Linked DNA regions of Mus musculus: region 2 is linked to region 1. The links are chromatin contacts, found by Hi-C or POLR2A ChIA-PET in ENCODE. All regions are on one chromosome and are shown on one strand. The core of a region is the stretch at or near the end of the contact, and the rest is flanking DNA. Distances in the headings are between cores, read along the strand shown. Region 1 holds the start of Phlda1 (pleckstrin homology like domain, family A, member 1). Region 2 has its middle 39 kb from the start of Gm20758.

What was found. Hi-C counts contacts between places; a loop is a spot of excess contacts on that map. ChIA-PET counts read pairs that join two places held with the same protein, here RNA polymerase II (POLR2A).
Region 2: a map of heart shows a loop between it and region 1 (2.5-fold over the local background). The contact joins the enhancer-like site here to the promoter of Phlda1 in region 1. A Hi-C loop is called at or near these places in 1 of 37 maps with a recorded cell type or tissue (heart). POLR2A ChIA-PET finds 5 or more read pairs at or near these places in 1 of 5 experiments (Patski).

The regions. Positions count from the first base shown.
Region 1 is chr10:111,502,603-111,509,008 of GRCm38, forward strand. It overlaps Phlda1 (pleckstrin homology like domain, family A, member 1), which reads left to right and starts at 3,684. Exons shown (of 2, transcript NM_009344.3): 1 at 3,684-5,046; 2 at 5,458-6,047. The coding sequence starts at 3,803. The coding sequence ends at 5,020.
Region 2 is chr10:111,832,071-111,838,476 of GRCm38, forward strand. No RefSeq gene overlaps it. Among named protein-coding and RNA genes, the nearest start is that of Gm20758, 39 kb to the right of the region's middle. Within about 2 kb of position 3,080, at least 1 of the 3 ENCODE cell types and tissues checked has a DNase peak (open chromatin) inside an H3K27ac peak, as active enhancers do.

The DNA.
Region 1 (6,406 bases), core at 2,434-4,933:
TGGCCTGGGCCTCACTGTGTAGAGCAGGTTGGAAACTCCCAGGTCTCCCTGCCCCCAGGAGCTGCACACCGAGGCATGCCTGGTGCTGGTCAAACTTTGATAGGAAATAAAATTAGGAAGGGATTAGCTGCAGCCTAAGGTGAAGTTTTAAAGCTTTGGGTGACAAAAGGTTGCAGGGTTTGGGAAAGGCAGTGGCGTTAGCATTGCTTGGAGGCCGTTGAATGCTGTGCTGCCCAGTATTCAAGGCAGCCGCCTAGAGCTCCAGTTTGAAGATGCCAGATGCTGATGTGTTCTGTGCCGTGTGCAGATGCACTTCGACTTTCACCTGCCTACCCCTTCTGAAGGGTTGCCTGCAAGGAGTGAAAACTAAAGGCTAGTTTGCAGGGGCTGAGAGTCTCATGGGGGTCCGGGTAGAAGGTAATTAAAAATCTTCTCTAGTACTTGGAGCTGGGCAGGTGGGCTAGAGATGAGTATTTACAAGGCCCTAGGTCCCATGGCCAGCATAAGAAAAGGGAAAGAAAAGGTGCTATGGGCACTGTTTGTTCCATGAAACAGAACGCTGGCAGGGTGGGTGTTGCCAGAGAGCAAACCTCAGTCACTGTAGGTGCTGTTAGGTGATTTAAGATTTACCTCCTTTGAACGCCTCTTGAGGCGTTCAGGTGCACTACATAAACTGGTCACTAGGGGGCATCAGCTCATCAGCCTGTACTGCAAAAAGCTATAGCCCTGAGAAGTCTATTAAAAATTAATAGACTTTAGAAGTTAGAAATTAATTTTTGAGGGTTCCCCCCAAGAAAACTAGGAAATAGTTGGGAAATCTTGGGTTTTATCAATGTGGGTGGGACTATTTGTGTTTTAAACACTGATAAAATACCTGATAATTTCATTGTATAGTAGCTTTTTAACTTTTTTTGTGCATATAGTGGGGTGGCAAGTATGCCATAGCCTTTAAGACCAGCAACTGTAACATCTGAGCCATTTTGTCCACTCTTGTTACTCTTGCAGGCATTGGGATGCTGGTATAGGAATACCTAACACTATTGCTAAAAAACTCCAAGCCCCATGGGATTCAATGTATATGGTAATTAGGGAATAATATGAGTCAAGTTTAGTGCGTGCTGTAGTACGTTTTAAAGATACACCAAGTGCAGATAGGGTTTGCTGGCTAGGTACTGAGAGGAAAGAATGGTGAAAGGCACGTGTTCTCAACGCATTTGCAATCTTTATGACCCATGTGTTGAAGTAGTTAAAAAAAAAAAAAAACCTTGATGACACAGGAAACTGGGAAGCGAGGTCTGGGATTACGGCAGAACACAGCTTGTGCACGGAGCTGGTCTGTTGCCCACACCCGACCTTGCTTCCCTCCCTCCCGCCCTCTGAGCTGTCTAGGCCCCTTGTCCATCAGAGTGCAGGGTGCTGGTGATGAATGCATTCGTTCTCTGCTTGCCATGTAGGTGGTGTATTTAGAGTCCTCAGTGGGTGTGTCCTGAGTAGACATTTTCATGAAATTGGGTCCTAAGGCTTGGAGCTCTAGTGTCTAAACCAGTTCATCCCAGAAGACCTTTTGTATGTTTACTGATTCCTAGTTACATGGTAACTAGAGTTTTCTTTTCAGGGTCCTTTTAAGTAAAATATCCCATTTTCCGTGATCAGTTCTTAAAGTCAAAGGCGCGTTTATAAGAGCTACTGAGTATCAGGCGTTTATAAGAGCTACTGAGTATCTAGCTTGGGGAATCTGCTTCACTCTTTGGCAATAAGTACTTGGCTATGCCAGGAAGGTGGAAAACAGAACACCTTAAAAACAAGTTGAATGAACCATTAATTATGTAAAGGAAAACATTTTTAATGTTTCCTGCATTTTCTGACGATTTATCTTTTGAGGATTTTGTTTGTTTGTTTGTTTTCTTTAGGAAAAAGTCTCTCTAGCCAGTTAAGTGAGGTGGCAGTTGAAATAAACAGAGCAGAGTTTCAGGCTACAAAATTCTGAAACTTAAATTTCCAATAATGGAACTTATTGTGGTCAATGTACACATAGCTTACCACAGAAATACTAATTGTGAAACAGCCAGAGGGAATCAGGGAATTTTAAAGTCTTTAGTCAGAATGAAGTGAACACGTTGGAAATCTATGATGACTGGGCATTTGCAACTGTTTTAGGAAAAATAGTGCCTGGTAAACTGGGCTACAGTTCACAGTTCAGTGCTTTTCCAAATGGGATACCTTTCTCAACTATGCCTCTCTGTGTTGGCTACAAACCTCTACCTGGCTTTAGGGACTCTGGATACTATAAATGCACTTTCCAGATAACAAGAGAATGCTGTTCTGCTGAAAAAAGACAGCTGGTAGTATAGGAACTCTGGAGTGCTGACCTGTTCTACAGAGGTGGGGGAAAGAAATTAAGGTGGTTAGTAATCAGAATTACAAGTCTATTCTTGGTATACACAAAGATAATGCTTATGCATGATCACATTAGAAATCTTTACATTTGTTTTTTTGGGGGGGGGGGGGAATGGGGAACAAAAACGAAAGGCTGTAAAATGAGTCCAAATGTAAGACTCAGAATTGTTTTTTTTGAACTGGTCCATTTGATCAGAACCTTGGGTGAAGGTCCAAGAACTCTGTTTTCGAGAAGACATTTCTGTTAGCTCTCAGATTAAGTTCGAGTTTCATAGCACGACACACGAAAGACTTTGAATAGTTCATCCTCGACATTCTCTTCGATTGGATTCCTGATTCTTCCTGGCGGTGTGGCAGCAGCCCTTGTCTGACCAACAGCCTGTTTTGTCCTATCTCCTTATGGTGAGAGGAGGCTTAGAGGTTATTTTCCCAAACTGGAGACTAGATCTGTGCTTTATAGTCTACCTTATCAGGAAAGGTTTAAAGGCAAGACGGAGACTAGGACTTTCCAGAGTCAGATTCCCACAGGTGTTTGTAGGACATTCGCCAAGGCTTGTGTGTATGACCTCCCAATGCTGGACATCTGCCTACCCTGCTACTGCTGTGGACTGCAAGGTCTGATCTAGAAGGAAACCCGAGGGCCTAGAGAGATGGCACTCCTCGCAGAGGTTCAATTCCCAGAACCTGTTCTAGGGATCTGCTGATTTCTGACCTGCGTTCTCATACAATACGTACTACACACACACAAGCAAAACATACACTCACAAAAACAAAAACCGCTTGGTGAGTCTGGCTATTTTGCCTGTGTTCTGTGGCAGGAAAGGAAGTCAAGAATGTATACCTGGAGTGAGTCCACCCTTATTTCCCTGTCACTACAAACTGGTAGCTTTATTGTTTTGCCTTAGCTAATTGCCCCCAGGAACAACTATTTATTTAATGGCTGAACAACACCAACAACAAAAAAGCTCGAAGCACTCTTGGGTTTTGTTCCCTGAGATGTTTACATAGCTATGGGGGGGGGGGGGGTAATGCCCGCTATGGAACTTCGTCCCCTAAGTTTTATGCCCTTGTCTGGAGTCGGCTCCGCGTTGACCCCAGGGGTGGCTCCCCAGGCCTGCCTGGATCTGCTACCCACCCCCGCAGCGGAGAGCCCACCTGCTAAGGAAGGGCCGGTCCGTGGGGGGATGGTTTTTCGGCGCCCTCTGGGCGTCGGCAGTCGCCGCCCGGCAGCCGCGGCGACCTCAGCGACCGCGTGGAGCCTCCAGGAGTTTCCAGAACCTGCTTCCAGGCGGCGCGGGCGGCCGTGGGCGGTGGGGCGGGGCGGGGGCGGAGCCGGCGGCGGGGCTGGGGCGGAGCCGGCGGCGGGGGGCGTGTCCGCGGCGGGCTCTGGGAAGGCCCCAAGTTAATGAGGCGTACGCCGGCTGCCGAGCGCCTCTCGGAGCTGGGTTTTCCCCCGCGGCGCGGGCGCCAGGAGCCGCCTTTTCCGCTGGGTGTCACTCGGGGGTGGGGAGGGTGGCCCATTGAAAAGCGCCGCGAGGGGCCCCGGCCAGTGCCCTTCAGTGAGCGCTCGCCGGAGGACGGCAGAGAGCAGCCCGCTCACGGCTCCGGGATCTTGTGGCGAGTCAGGACGCGCCTGTCCCTCTGCCGGGACCCCGAGCCACCGCCGCCGCCGCCACCGCTCTGTCTCCTGCGAGTCAGCCTTCTCTGCGCGCTCCGGGCGGGCGGCCGCGGAAGCCGCTGGGGCGAGGACGGCGCAGGGCTGCTACTGCTACCCCCAGCCGGAGCGTCTGGAAGCCTGAAGGCCGAGCGGAGCAGCAGCACCCCTTATGCCGGAAGGATGCTGGAGAACAGCGGCTGCAAGGCGCTGAAGGAAGGAGTGCTGGAAAAGCGAAGCGACGGGCTGCTGCAGCTCTGGAAGAAAAAGTGCTGCATCCTCACCGAGGAAGGGCTACTGCTCATACCGCCCAAGCAGCTACAACAGCAGCAGCAGCAGCAACAGCCCGGGCAGGGGACGGCCGAACCGTCCCAACCTAGTGGCCCCACCGTCGCCAGCCTTGAGCCACCAGTCAAGCTGAAGGAATTGCACTTTTCCAATATGAAGACTGTAGACTGCGTGGAGCGCAAGGGCAAGTACATGTACTTCACTGTGGTGATGACGGAGGGCAAAGAGATCGACTTTCGGTGCCCCCAGGACCAGGGCTGGAACGCCGAGATCACGTTGCAGATGGTGCAGTACAAAAATCGCCAGGCCATACTGGCGGTCAAGTCTACCAGGCAGAAGCAGCAGCACCTGGTCCAGCAGCAGCCTCCGCAGACGCAGCAGATCCAACCCCAGCCCCAGCCGCAGATCCAACCCCAGCCCCAGCCGCAGATCCAGCCTCAACCCCAACCCCAGCCCCAACCTCAGCCCCAACCTCAGCCCCAACCCCAACCCCAACAGCTCCACTCCTACCCGCATCCGCATCCTCATCCTTACTCTCACCCGCACCAGCACCCACACCCGCACCCGCACCCGCACCCTCACCCTCACCCTCACCCGTACCAACTCCAGCACGCGCACCAGCCTCTTCACTCGCAGCCGCAGGGTCACCGGCTTCTCCGCAGCACCTCCAACTCTGCCTGAAGAGGGCGGCACCCGGGCCACTCAAGGTAAGGTCCTGGCAACCTGGGACACCTAGAAACGTGCCAGCATGGCTGTTGGGAAGAGTAGGAAGCTTGTTGACCGATTTCGCTCCCGAAGCAAAGTTTAAAAAAAAAAATCGTTTCAAGTTTCTGGAGAGGTGGAAAGAAGATGGGCAAGCCGGAGCTTGTAGAGGCAGGGCGGGGAGAGAAGAGCCGGAGGAATTCCGCCAGGGAGCAGGGCACGGGGACCACCTACCCACCACCGTGGTGATCACTCTTGTTCAGTGCCATCCTCCTTTGGGCTGCTTTATTGTGTGCCTCCGCACCAACGTAAAGACCTTGGTGTCCTTCTGGGCACTCGGTCCTTTGTACTGGCCGGGAGGGAACAGGGTCTTGACTCCTGAGTCACTCATTTCATTCCGTGTCCTTTCTTTCCAGGTTTTGAGGACTTCGGAAAGTGGGAAGAGTGCATTGCTATTCAGTTCACTTGGATCAAAACCAACAGAGTCTCCCCACCCCGCGCCTGATCAAGTAGTTTGGACTTCACCCGACGGATAACGCGCGCTTGCAGTTCCCTCGTAGTTTTCTGCATAATGTTCATCACAGTTGCAGGAAGCAGATTTTGCGTCGAGATGACTTTATTTATGGACCTTTGGAAGGATCACCTAACGTAATGGACCTTTGTAGGAACAATTTATGTACTGTAATTTTATTTTAATGTTATTTTGGATTATGATTATTTATTAGTTTTTTTATGCCTAATCTAAGACATTTCTGAATGTAGGCCACCTCCTCCCCCTCCTCGCCAAAAAGAAAAAGAAAAAAAGAAAAAAAAAAAAGAAACTTTATTTTCAGAAACAGATTTCTTAGTAAGCCCTGATCTTGGAAGAGAAAAAGGGAAAGGGGTGGTGGAGGGGGGCAAACATGAAAAAAAAATGGGTTCAGTATTCCCAGGACATTCTCATAAAGTCGACTCTTTCATTGTATTTGAAGACGTTGAAATTAAATTCTGATATTACTTTCAGTTTCTAAAGGTCTCTTTTTCATAGACGTGCTATGTAGTGTGTACAGATGTCTCTTTCTAAAGCTGAGTGGGTCAGAGTGTATAATTATGAAAACCTGGTGGTTACAATCCTGCTTTTTCTAGGAAGAAATCAGTATGAATGACACTGGGTTTGAAAACATTTAAATGCTACCCCAGCGGGAAGCCTGAGGCCTGGCTTGGGGGTGTGGTGAGTGGAGTCTGCTGGGGGGTGGGGGGGTTGTAGTGGCTGCATAGGAAACCAAATGTAGAGACCTGGAGCAGAGAGCTGGGCTCGGGTGCCCCGGGGATTCAATCCTAGCACCACAAAATCTCATTTTGATTGTGAGTATTAGTGCTTCCATT
Region 2 (6,406 bases), core at 1,830-4,329, 330 kb after region 1:
TGCAGTGTAGATTAACAGCAAGATGTTCTTGAATGAATTTCCCAAGTGACTGCATGCTGGTAAATGTAGAAATGGAAGTCGTCTATCCAGCTATCCTGGCTGTTACTTTCTGTGACATATCAAGCAAAGGTCATGTATGAATCAGACATAAACATGTATTTCACTACCTTCACACTCTGGTGAATAAATAAGACCACTCCAAGCAACTGACATCTGAAGGAGGAAAAGAAGGGAAGGGACTTTTCTCTGTAGAGGAAACAAATGAAGACATCTAACAAAGCCATTCATTCATAGTGAAAACGCAAGCAGTATTTAATGGATGCTGATCTCTTGATTTCAGCGATACTTGAGTCTTCAAATGGCACCATAAAAGGCAGGGAGCGTTTCAAGAGAGTTGGTACAAAATATTCTTGAATGAACTGGGACATGATCAAAGTATAGGAAGCTTTCCCTTTTGGCTCAGTATCTAGAAGCATCAGCTCTGGCATGAGGAAGATTCACAAAGGAAATTATGACTATATTATTTTTGGCAAGGGAGTTTGAGCACTTTTTGTTTAATGCTAACTCTTAGCCCTTCGCCTGAAGTCCTAGGAGCTTCACAATATGATCCAAACTAACTTCTCCCATTCTCTCTATCTGCAGGTACCAACACTCTGACTGTCTTCTACTCTGTAGTCAAAGGAATTACTGTCTATTGTGTGCACACCAAAACCTTCACTTCTCTGTGCTGGTTTATAGCGTTACTTACATGTCCAACCTGATATTCTACACCCAGCCCGCATGCCTGTTCGCCGCAATACATCTCTAACCTCTCCAGCATGTTTTCCTTTTTTAATAGTTATTAATCTTCACACCCCACTTTCCTGTAAAGGGTGAGTCTTTCTCTGATTGGTAGGTCTAAGCTTCAAATAAATTCCACCAATAAAATCATATTAAAAACATCACGATGTTTATTAAACAGATATTCACGTTACCAATGAGAAAGTTTAGTATAAAAAGATATAGAGGAAAATATTTTTTCATTCCTCTCTAGCTGAATTAGTCATTTCTTGCCTTGTGACAAATGACCCCACAATATAGCAATTTATAACATACATATTTATTGTTGTACTGTGTCTCTGCAGTCCTGGGAAAGATCTGCAGAGTGCTTGAAGTTATAGTCCCTCACAAGGCTGAGCTCAGAGTATCTTTGAGGACTGAAGCATCATTTAAGGCTTGACCAGGGGAAGGCTGATAGACTGAAGGCTCTTTATTGACTAGGTACTCGCCACTTTCTTAGCATGTAGATTTCTGGACTTCTCCAACATGGCAGCCTATCTCATCAAAGCATATGAACTGACAGGGTAACAGAGAATCTCCTAGCAAGACAGATGTCACAATCTTAGGTAGCCTAAAGAGGAAAGTGACAGCTACATACCTGTATTAGGGTTCTCAGAGGAACAGAGCTGCTAAGTTTTCTACTCTTCCTCTCCATTCTTCCTACTGCCTTAGCTGGGATTTTTATTGTTGGAACAAAGCATCGTGACCAAAAAGCAAATTGAGAAGAAAGGGGCTTATTTGGCTTACACTTAACATGTTGCTGTTCATCATCAAAGGAAGTCAGACCAGGAACTCAAGCAGGGCAGGGACCTGGAGGCAGGAGCTGATGCAGAGGCTATGGAGGGAGGCTGCTTACTGGTTTGCTCCCATGGCTTGCTCAGGACCACCAAGCCCAGGAATGGTACCACCCACCATGGGCTGGACTCTCCCCTACTGATCACTAATTGAGAAAATGCCGCACATCTGTAACTTATTGAGGCATTTCCTCAACTGAGGTGCCTTCCTCTCTGATGACTCTAGCTTGTGACAAGTTGGTACAAACCAGCCAGTACACCCATATACACACTCTATTGAAAATGCTTCTCTAGGCAAAATATAGTGAAAATCGGATGTGACTAGACGAAAGTTAACACTGTAGAGATGAAAAGGACTTGAGATGAGACCACTCAGCAGGTTGCCAGGTGAGGGAGAAATCTCTGGTTTAGTTTTGCACAAGCTAAACAGAGAAATCAAGTAGGGGCTAGCTTTCTGGAGGCTGAGGTCTGAACGTCCAGATTTGGGCACAGCTCATTTCCTATTGAAGGTGACCCAATGCACCTGATAGCAGTTCCTTTCAGGCAGGTTCTCAGGTAGAGCTGCTAAATGTTTCTTCTCCAGAAAAAAACAGGGCTCACTGGCCACTCTGTCGGCTAGGAGACTGGTATCCAGGGAGGGTGGGATCAAAGTCTGGCCTCTGCTCCTCCTAGGTGAAAGAGGAACCTGATGTAAAGTACCTAGTAGAGAAGACCCATGAAAGGGAGTCAGGGCGCTTTCTTATCAATTTCTCTCAGGCAGGAAGCTCCTCTTCCCCTGCAGGAAAGTCCAACCGTTTGGCACCGTGGCAGGATGTCATCATCAACAAAGTGCATGCTCACGAACTGTTCAGTGAAGTTGCAAATCAACCAGCCAAACAAATCTCAATGTCTTAAATAAGGTTACAGTTTGGTGTTGGGCCACATTCTCACAGCCTTGGCTACCTGCAGCCAGAGGAACACAGGCTGGACACAACTGGCTGGAGCATGGCTAATTGGAGATGGATTCCCGGGAGCCTTTTTCTCAAGGAGAGCGAGCCCTTCCTCCCAACTGGGCTCTACATTCAGTTTTCCTTGATACAACTTCTCAAAGAAGCAAACACTAGAGACAAAAGAGAGCTTAAGAAACAGCCATAAAATAATGATAATGATAATAATAATAATAATAAAACAGCTAGGTTGAATGGTGGCTACACCTGCAAAAGAAAGAGGAAAGAATGGAAGGGCTGGGGGGGGGAAGGAAAGGAAAACACATCAAGCCAACCACAAACTAAGACCATCGGTAACATATAATTTAAAACTAAAGGTCAGAGAGAATGAAAGAACAACCCCAACAGGCTAATGTGATTAAGGGGAAAAAAGTAAACAGTGATTTCAAAGCACAGGAGGTTAGCTAATCGACACCAGCTGAACGGAATTAGCCACACTTGGTCCAAAGATCAGTGGGAAGTGTCCTTGAGCAGCCGCCAAGAGCCAGTGCTCCTGAGGTGGCTGGCCCCGAGTTCCACTGGCTGAGTCCCCTAAGCTGAGCGGGGACCCTGGCTTCTCACCCTGGACCTCATCTTTCTCATTCCTGACTTCCTTTCTCTAGGGTTCTGTTGCAGATAGTCTCTGTTCTTCCAAGTGTAGGAATGTCACTCTGTGTTCTAACTTCTGGCTGTAAGGGGCAGATATCTGAGTCGAATCAGATAATAGACATGTTTGTGCACTTTGGGCATTTTAGATAATTCTCAAATATCCTCTTAAAAGCTTGTTAGGTCAAATAATATAATATAATATAATATAATATAAGGCCTGAACTCATGCTTGCCCCTGAACAAGCTGGGAAACCCCATCTGCCCTCCCTCCCCACACCCTGCCCACACAGAGAAAACTGTGTGCTAACTCATCATTCCTCATTCCTGGGTTTCCGGCAACCCACCCAAGAGTGCCCGCCCAAGGCTCAGTTTTTGACCCTGTAAGGACGCAAGGCCAGCTCCCAGCTGAGCATATCACTCCTTGCCCAAGCTCTAGAAAACTCCTTTTCTTTAGCCACCAGTGAGAGCAGTGATGCCTCCCCAGAGCTGCCTCCTAATCGGCCTGCTTATGTTGACTTGAATTGGCTTATTGTGTTGGCAGAGAAACCTCTTAGTAATATTACATAATTTTTATTAAAATGTGGCTGCCTGTGTAAATAACGAGGAATTAGTAATAGAACATCATCCCAGAGGCAAAAGGCTAAATTTTGTATGTGATTCCATTTATATTAAATATCCAGAGGGGATAAATCTTTAGACACAGAAAATTCATCCATAGTTGCCAGAAACTGGACAGATGGGAGAATTTCAATTTAACTGTTCAATGGAGTCAAGATTTTATTTTGAAAGCATGAAATGTTTTGAATCTAGACAGAGGTGATGTCTGTTAATATTATGAACATACTGAACTATCTCAGTTGTTGCTTGTATAATGGCTTATTTGGAAATTCACCTTAAGGATTATTAACAGAAGAGTTCTGTTGTACTTGAGTTCGATATACCTCTTTCTATATAGGTGGTAAGCGTTGAGATCACTGTGCTGAGAATACCGAGTCTGTTCTGGGCACCAGAGCAGGGCCCTCTGGGCTATTGTCTTCTTTACAATGATTCCTTCATCATCCACACTGTAGATGACAGCCAGCTCCCAGGAGAGGAGCATGGCACAGCAAGGCTTACTTTGCTCCATTGTCACAAGATAGTCTGTGAAGAATAAGGAAAGATTTGAAGAGGCTGAGGCCATCCTCCAGCCTTCTGGGTAAATGCCTCTTTCATGGCCTCATGCATATTCAGTGGGCTTGACTGCTTTGTAGAGAGCTCTGTAGCCTGGCTGAGGAGGCATAACTTGTGGGTCCACACGGGAAAGGAAAAGTTCGTGTTCTGACACCACTATAAATCACCTGAGTTACAGTACAGGAAACAGGTTTATCTCAGAGGAGTATCAAACCCCATCCTTCAATGCTGAAGACAGCAAAATTCCTATGAGCCCTTGTAGAAAATTCTACGTGGATGAAGGATCACATCTTGTCCATCAAAGAGGAAGAAATGCATACAGGTATCTGCTGAATGACATCTTGTGGGCAAGCCGTACACCTTCCTTCTGGGACAACTCCACCCTGGATACAAGCTGTCTCGGGGCCCTGAGCTTTTCACTCAATGATCACCCTTGGCTTTGGAGCCAAAGCTCTCCTCTGTTGGTGTTATTTCCTTCTTAGTGTCCTTAGAAAATTCTTATTTACAAAGTTCCGGTGGTTTCTAATTCCCTACTAAGTTCCTAGTTATCAGATAAAATAATCTGTGTGACTCATAAGCGTTCAGAATTACAGAGCATCCAACTTCCTCCTTTATAAGGAAGAATCCAGAAGGTGAAGTTCAGAGAGGTTGACAGGCTCTCGCTGGGGCAGAAGAAAAGCAGTGACCCAAATACTCTTTACCTTATCCCACAATGCCCTGCTGGACCACAAGGTCCAGCCTTTTGGATCTCTTGGGGTTAAATATTTTCACTGTTTTAGTTGGGAAGATTTTTAGGGAGCCTTGGTATTTTCTTTGTGGCTTAATAGAGCAGTCTTTTGTGTCTGCACAATTCAACAACATATTCAACGGAAGCATAGACCGTGGGGCGTTGAGATCATTTCAGGGCTTCACCCGCCTGTGCTCCTCCCCTGGTTCCTTCTCATGCTGCTCCACCTGAGAGCTTGCCTGGCCTCTGCTTGAAAACATGGGTGTAAAACTAAGATTTTTCCTCCCTACCACTTAACTCCCAGAAATAACAACTCTGAGACTAATCATTAATTAATACATTCATATACCGTAAGCTTTGGCTTGTTTACTAACTAGCTCATAATTCATTATCGCATTTTTTTTTCCTAACCTGAGTTCAGCTGCATGGCCAGTTTCCTCTCCTTGTCTTCTCGGTGTTCTAGGCAAATCTCCTGAGTTCAGATTATCTCCCAGAATTCTCTCTCCTTCTGCCAGATGTCCCACCTCCTGTTTCTTGCCTTAGCTCATTGGCCATAGGCATTTTTTGTTGACAGGTGATACTCTTAAGAGATTTTCTCTACACTTGGAGGGAATGGAAACTTGCTATGTCATCTAGTATAGCACCATGCTTCATTTGTGTTCTCTCTCTCTTTCTCTCTCTCCTTCTATCTCTCCCTCTCTCCTCCTCTCTCTCCTCTCCCTCAATCTCTGTCTTTCTCTGTCTTTCTCTCTTCCCTCTCTCTCCTCCCTCCTTCCCTCTTTCTCTGTCCTTTCAAATATCTTTCCCTTTCTCCCTCTCTTTTCTCCCCGCACACCCCTCTCTCTCCACTTCTCTCTCACCTTTTCTCTTGCATCCATTCTTCCTCTTTCCCTTCCTCCCTCTCTCCTTGCCTTTCCTCCTCCCACTCAGAGCAGAGAATACATACACATACATTTCAATTTCACTGTTTACTTCTTTTGCAATTGACATCGCACCATCGACTTTTAAACACTTAAAAACTTAAGCCATGTGATGTACATGACAACAGCACGCATATGGAAGTCAGAAGACAACCTTGAGGGTCTGGCTCTCTTCTTCCACTTTTACCTGGGATCTAGGTGTCAAGTTTAGCCTCTAGCAGTCAGGTCTGTACAGCCCGAGCCATCCTGCTGGCCCTGTGCATACATTGTAATGTTGATATAAACCCTATCGTGGCCATTTCAAGTGGTTCCATATAATTTCCTTAATCAAACATCTGAAAAAAAAATCTCTTAAGATGTTTTTGCTTTTAATAAGTAGAATTCAACTTAAGTTTGATTTTG